Linked DNA regions of Homo sapiens: region 1 is linked to region 2. The links are chromatin contacts, found by Hi-C in ENCODE. All regions are on one chromosome and are shown on one strand. The core of a region is the stretch at or near the end of the contact, and the rest is flanking DNA. Distances in the headings are between cores, read along the strand shown. Region 1 overlaps PARD3 (par-3 family cell polarity regulator). Region 2 has its middle 93 kb from the start of LINC02628.

The links. A loop is a pair of places that touch in the nucleus more often than their neighbours do. Pooled maps may share reads with other maps.
Region 1: a pooled map shows a loop between it and region 2 (5-fold over the local background). The contact joins two enhancer-like sites. A Hi-C loop is called at or near these places in 2 of 37 single-sample maps with no recorded cell type and 4 of 50 pooled maps.

The regions. Positions count from the first base shown.
Region 1 is chr10:34,373,021-34,376,694 of GRCh38, reverse strand. PARD3 (par-3 family cell polarity regulator) reads left to right here. Exons shown (of 25, transcript NM_001184785.2): 11 at 1,693-1,821. Among named protein-coding and RNA genes, the nearest start is that of PARD3, 440 kb to the left of the region's middle. Within about 2 kb of position 1,759, at least 2 of the 41 ENCODE cell types and tissues checked have a DNase peak (open chromatin) inside an H3K27ac peak, as active enhancers do.
Region 2 is chr10:33,506,095-33,509,485 of GRCh38, reverse strand. No RefSeq gene overlaps it. Among named protein-coding and RNA genes, the nearest start is that of LINC02628, 93 kb to the left of the region's middle. Within about 2 kb of position 1,330, at least 8 of the 41 ENCODE cell types and tissues checked have a DNase peak (open chromatin) inside an H3K27ac peak, as active enhancers do.

The DNA of each region.
Region 1 (3,674 bases), core at 510-3,009, 870 kb before region 2:
TCTACATTTGGAGCCTAGATCCCTTAAATTTTATTCCCACTGTTTTGGTCCTGTGCATGTGACAACGTATGTTAAATAGGCACTGTTAGAAGCTAAATAACAGATGTTTGAGTACAAATTATGTTAGGGTCCTGCTTCCTGAAAAAGCCACTTGTCCTGGGGTTATAAATTGAGTGGTACGTTAGCCCACGTCTGCAGTCGTAGCTTGTTTTATTTGTAAGAGTCTCTGCTGGGACTTGAATTCAGTCCTCCTGTCTTCTGAGTCCAAAAAAATATCTGTCCTTTTCTGGCTCTCTCCGTCTTTCTTTCTAAAGATAATTGCTTTATTATTGAGTCACTTTTTTCTTTTATCACATAATCGCTTTACTTTCAACATATCAGAAAAACCTTTTTATTTTAAAGCAGTGAGAAAGACCTGCAACCTGCATGTCTTTCGAGTTAGGCTTTATTTCCATAGCTGTCATCTTTGTCTTAAAATGGAAACTTCATTTTTGCATGCTTTAAGCCCAACCTTCTAGTATCTACAGTTGTAGCTATACAATATTGATACTTACGTGCATTTTCTCTGAGTGTCTAGATAATTAGAATCATACAAAGAAAAAAGGATCAAGTGACTTAATTGTCTAGATTTTTTTTCACTTTCTTTTGTTTGAGTACAAATTATGTTTAGGGTTCTGCTTCCTGAAAAGGCCGCTTGTCCTTGGGGTATAAATTGAGTGGTATATTAGCCCATGTGTGCAGTCGTAGCTTGTTTTATTTTGTAAGAGTCTCCACTGGAACTTGAATTCAGTCCTTCTGTCTGCAATTCCTTAATAGTAGTACCTTGAGGTATATGAGGTTGATTTTTTTCAGAAGGGGAAATGTTCTGAAATATATTTTAACTACAGGAAAATTTTGATACTGTAATTTAAGTTATAAACTTATTTGCCTTGGACAAAATGTCTTTTTTGTCTAAAAAGAAAAATGTAGAATACCTTTTAAAGGAAACATATGCTCTCATTTCTGTGGAGTATATAGTGCTTTCTGATAATGATGTTATACTTCCTGTTAGATAAAAGATTCCCTAAGAACAAGTTGTTTTAAATTTTTTTCCTGCTTGAATTCTCTCATAACATTGAAAAAATTTCAGCTGAAATATTGCTTCCCTGCTAAAAAATATTGTTTTGTAGTTTCTTTAATGTTTACCTTTTAGAGGTAAAGTGTTTTATTTATATTTATCAGTAAAATTTCATTTAAAGTGAAAATACTGTACCAAAATATTTTTGGTGTGTTTTTATTACCCTTTATAAGAGCAACACCTTTTTATTTTGGTGTAAGAAAACCTATGATGCACAAGGCTATCAAAATATCTCTGTTCTAAGCCAGTAAGTTTTGTGTTAACTTGACATTTTTGAAATATTTATTGCTTGGTACTTGTCAATGCCCTGGTGATTGTCACTTTGGGTTTAATGATGAACACTAAAAGATTGACCACTTCCTCTCTTCTAGATATCTGGTCTTAGTTTCTTTATTAGTCACAAAACCTTAGTGGTTCCCAGATCATGGCAGAATTGTGCATGAAATGAGTTATGTTCCATAGCAGATATGGCTAGTCCTAGAGTGTGTGTGTGTGTGTGTGTGTGTGTGTGTGTGTGTGTGTGTTTTCCTGTTGTTTCCACAGGATTACAGCTGAAAACTTTTGTTTTGTTTTAGGTAAATGGAGTAGATTTAGTGGGCAAATCCCAAGAGGAAGTTGTTTCGCTGTTGAGAAGCACCAAGATGGAAGGAACTGTGAGCCTTCTGGTCTTTCGCCAGGAAGACGCCTTCCACCCAAGGGAACTGGTGTGTAAATTTAGAGTAGATGAAAGATTTCTGATATGCAGCAGCCAGGGGTCTGGGTTAGTTGCCTGATGGCAAATGTTTATTGAGACATTTTCTGAGGAGTTTCTAGATCTTATATTTCTTTCAGCCCTCACTGAATACAAACATTCTTTTCTCTAATACTCCCTTAGTTTCAGAAATGGATATCCTCAGTAATGAATGGAGGGGTACTTAAACATCAGACTGTAGGGATATTTTCAAGGGCATCAAATGTTCATCACTGTACACCCTCAGATGGACTGACTGAATACAGAGACGCCGATTATTTCAGAACTGTCACTCCACAGACTGTCGCTGAAAGCTTGCCATCTTCCACACTGCATATGACAAATTTTCATATTTCACATTTTCATAGTACATGTCAGTAAGCCAAATAGATGCTTGCTTCCTTACTGTTGTATGAAAAGGAATACCTTTTTAAAAAAATTATTATTAAAAATAAAAAGACCTAAGTGGCAATAAGCCTCATGGCTATTAATTATACAAATATAGGTCATGTTACTTAGGATGACATAAATGAAGGAAATGAAAAGGCATTTACAACTTTTGCAACCTATCTCCTTCACTTTCCATACATACATTAATACATCTGAGTATTTACATGGTATTGGTGTGAATGAAATAAGTGTCTTAAATGTACATAGTTCTGAGTGGTTTTCTGCAAAAGTGCTAGGTTTCATTTATATATAAAAATGACATAATTGGAGGAGTTGCCTTTGTCTTTTGATGTGGTAAGAAAATTGTTTTATTTCAAGTACAAGTGGTATTTTAAATATTTCAAAACAGATTCTACTTGGATCATTTTGGAATACATCCTTTTCATCTAGCTCTTAGTGCTAAACAAAAATTAATTTGTATAATCTAGAGTGACAAGGTTTTAGAAACGAGGTTTCCAAATTTATCATATAGCCCAAATTCTCTTGTGTCTTCAAGTATGGATGTGTTATGATAAAAATAACTATATTTTATTCTCTATATAAACTATTTCTATAAATATTATAAATGAAAAAATTTTAGTCATAATATCTTATCCCCTGGTTACACACAGGTCTTAAAACTTAATGTGGATTTTGTGGAAATTTCAGACAGTGATAGGGTTGAAAAGTGAACACTTTTGTTTTAAGTAGATTTTGAATAAATTATGAAAACTTCTTTATATTTAAAAATGTTTAATGCATTATTTCTCAATTTAAATTCAGTTTTTCGTTTTCCCCCCACTGTTATCCAATTTTGTGCTTAAAATGCCACCTGATCCTAAATCTGGAGATGTCTCTATTAAATTGTAAATGAGCACTTAAAAAAAAAAAACAACTAGCTTTCCATGTGATTTGCCGAAGCTTTAATTCTTCCTCAGTGTCTCGGAGTGCACTAGTTAGCATTATTAGATTGCCAAAGCTTAGACACTGCTCTTAAGCAGCCTTTTCCAGAGTTAGTGCCAGCATATAGCCAGCTTAAGGTTATTCAGGTTCTTCTTGTCCAATTTTGATCTTCCAGGCTTCTGTTTTTCCCTTCTGCTACCTACTTTTTTTTTTTCTTGGTTATGTAATTTATTGCTTGTGAGCTTTTCATTAAGGAGTACGCCAGTAGGCCGTCAGTCTATTATGCATGTTGCAGCTGCTTCTCAAAATTTAAGAGAATAAAATCCTGAAAATTTAAAGGGAGGGGACATTTAAAAATAATCTTGAATCCAGTAGACGTAACTATTTTCCTCTGTTTGGGGTGTCTGTGTTTAAATTCTGTGTGTCTAAATCTAAATACTTTTATCAATCGGTGCCTTTTTTTAATAAATCATCCTTGTAAGTTCCTAGGTAATT
Region 2 (3,391 bases), core at 81-2,580:
TTCTCCTTTCTTAGAAGTTCTGAAAGAGAGATGAGAGTGCAGATATAGATGAGGATAGTCTGTCTAAGGATAATACCAAAGGTAAGTGTGCTTTGAGGTTTAAAATATTTGCTGGAAGCTATTTACTGACTGGTTACTAGGAGACAGCATGACTCATTGCTAACTTCCCCTCCGGGGCCAGCGTTCAGTCATTTATCACCTAGCACATTGGATCAAGACTGATAGAATCTTTAGAAAAAATTATGGAGTTCTCTATTCTAGTAAGGAGGCACTAAACTGTGGAAATAAAATGATCCCTGAAGATGAGGTCCACTGAGAAAGCATCCCGACATGTGTTCTGTATGTACTAACAGTCCAAGGATTAATGTGTGGTGGAGAGATATATACAAGATAAAATACAAACAACGTACATATTAAACAACTGTACAAAGCAATATTAAACCAACGTCAATAGTGAATACTGTATCTTCCCTGAGGACTTCCCCCCCGACCCCCACCCCAGTTTCTGAATGAATATATTTACATTATAACTCGGTATTCCTAATTTCCATGAAACAACACACTTAAATATTCCTTTAATAATCTTTCTAAAGATTCAAATAAGTAGAATAGATGAGGGTAGATTCCAAACAATCAGGTCTTTCAAGATAATTCATAAATTTAAATATAAATTCTAAGATAAATTTGGAAAATATTGAGGGTTGAATTGACATATGGGAAAAAATTAGTCAAATCATTTATACATTGCCCACAACCACAGGGGCATCACTATAATGTAAAGTTTATTGGAAAATTTTTTTTAGATAGAATCTCACTGTGTCACCTGGGCTAGAGCACAGTGGCATGATCACAGCTCACTGCACCCTCAACTTCCCAAGCTCAAGCCATCCTCCCACCTCAGCCTCCTGGGTAGCTGGGACTACAGGCATGCACTCCATGCCCAGCTAATTATTATTACTATTATTTGTAAAGATGGGGTCTTACAATGTTGCCCAGGCTGGTCTTGATTCCTGGACTCAAGTGATCCTCCTACCTCAGCTTCCCAAAGTGGTGGGATTACAAGTGTGAGCCACTGTGCCCAGCCTCATTGGGAATTTTTACAAAGAAATGTCTTGACATATTTCCATAACAACAACATCAGAATTGTCAGAGACAAAGCCTAGATAATATAAACTTCATCTGATAGGAGAAGGAAAGTATTTAAACATCAAAAGAATGGGAAATGATGTTTGTGCAGTTATGTTTGTGAGTGTGAGAGTGAGTAAGCGTGCAGCATATTGTAAAAATAAGCGAAAGGTGATGTGGCAAGAGTGTGTTTTGAAATATTTATTGAAGCTTTCACTCTGTGTTTTGCCTTGACCTTCGCCTGTTCAAAGAGGTATCAAGGTCCGTGCTGTGGTAGGGTTCCCTACTGTAAAAGCTGTCAAAATTCTGAGTCCATTGAGAAGATCGGTGGCTTAAGAAAGAGTGCAAAGTGCAGCTCTCTCACGGGGAGAGAAGAGAGAGTAAAAGACAGAGAAGGAGGGAGGGAGGAAAGAAGAGGAGATTGCATTTTCTCAGAGCAATTAAGATTTCCCTAGTCCAGGCCAGACACAGTGGCTCACGCCTGTAATCCCAGAAATTTGGGAGGCCAAGGCAGGTGAATCACCTCAGGTCAGTAGTTCAAGACTAGCCTGGCCAACATGGTGAATCCCCGTCACTATTAAAAATACAAAAGTTAGCCAGGCGTGGTGGCGCATGCCTGTACTCCCAGCTACTCTGGAGGCTCAGCTACTCTGGAGGCTCAGGTAGGAGGATCACTTGAACTTGGGAGGTGGAGGTTGCAGTGAGTCGAGATTGCGCCACTGCACTCCAGCCTGGGCAACAGAATGAGACTGTCTCAAAAAAAAAAAAAAAAGAAAAAAAAATTCCCTAGTCCAAGAGTATGAGGATCTGCTCCTGCTCCCTGAGGCCATGGCGGGACCTCAGGGAAGGTGAGTGTGTGATACACCTGGGGAAGTGCCCCAAGACTCTTGGTCCCAAGCTTGGTACAGAAGCCCACAGAACAGAGATTATCACGTGGCCAGGGACAATGTGCCTCTCAACAGGCATCAAACAGAGGGGCCTAGTCTATCCAATATCTTGACATGTCAGGCAGATCCCCAAGCCCTGCTCAAATCTGCTGAAGATGGTGATAGAGAAACCTCAAGAATGGTCAAGCTTTTATTTCCTCCAGCCCAGTGGGAAAAGGGCTTAGAGAGGATATTACATTGATTTATGGAAAATAAAGCATCTGAGTTTATAGACTAAGATTTATACCTGCTACAAAAGTATGAATCCTTTTATCCTATACATATATATACACATATATACTAGAGGGCACATGCTACTGAGACATATTGCTTGGGTTCAGATTTTGCAACACTAACTAGCTGCGTGTGATTTTAGGAAGTTTCTTAACCTCACTGGCCTCAGTTTCTGTGAAACTGAAATTAATCATAGCACCAATTTCACATGGTTGTTGTAAGAATGAGATGAGATCATCTGTATCTTTGGCACAGAACAAAGGCTGAACAATGATAAGCTATCATAATAATTATTATTATTATTTATTTTTCTTCCATAAATGTCCCAGTCACTACCTAAATGTGAAGGAGAGATCTAGTCCTAAAAAAAGGTTTCCATTGACAGCTCAAGTTATTCGTGGATTTTCTTTCATGATAGCCTTAAGAAATAAACAAATAGACAAAAGTCTCTGTTTTTCTTTGGCCCCTAGGTGACCACTAAATTACATGTGAAACAAAACATGTTCAAGAGAAATGTCCCTGGAAGAAAGGAATTTTTCCTAAATCTTAAATAGCAAGTTTCTTGAATCCTAAATAAGGGTAGTGTCACGCCTCTGCCAAGTAGGAATGTCAGTATGGGGGTAGGAAGTCCAGCTGTATCCTCCCATCAAATGGAAATTAGTTGGATTCCTGATGCTAAGGGTTCCCATGGGCTCTTCATATGACAGATAAGAGGACGAGGGGGGTGAAGAATTATTATTTATAAATAACACACCAGAGTGCCTGAGGTTGGCCAACCTTAAATTCAATGTTCAAAGTTTGGAGCAGGTGTCTACAAACTTTTATCCCTAAGCCACACTAAGAGGACTATTTATGAAATACATCTGTATCCTTGGATGGCTATGACAATTGGTAATGGTCATTGGGGTATTATACGAAATATGTTTGGTCTTTGTTCCCAGTTCCTGACATGGGGTTCCTAAAACCCCTGGAATCTTCTGAGTGATAGGACTATTTTTGTTATTTATAATGAAGCCACTTGATCACTTTCTGAGTTTATGGTAAAGAGATTACGTAGGGTGACACCCCTAGATAGTCTCTGTATGGAGCCAGTCAACAGAAAGACA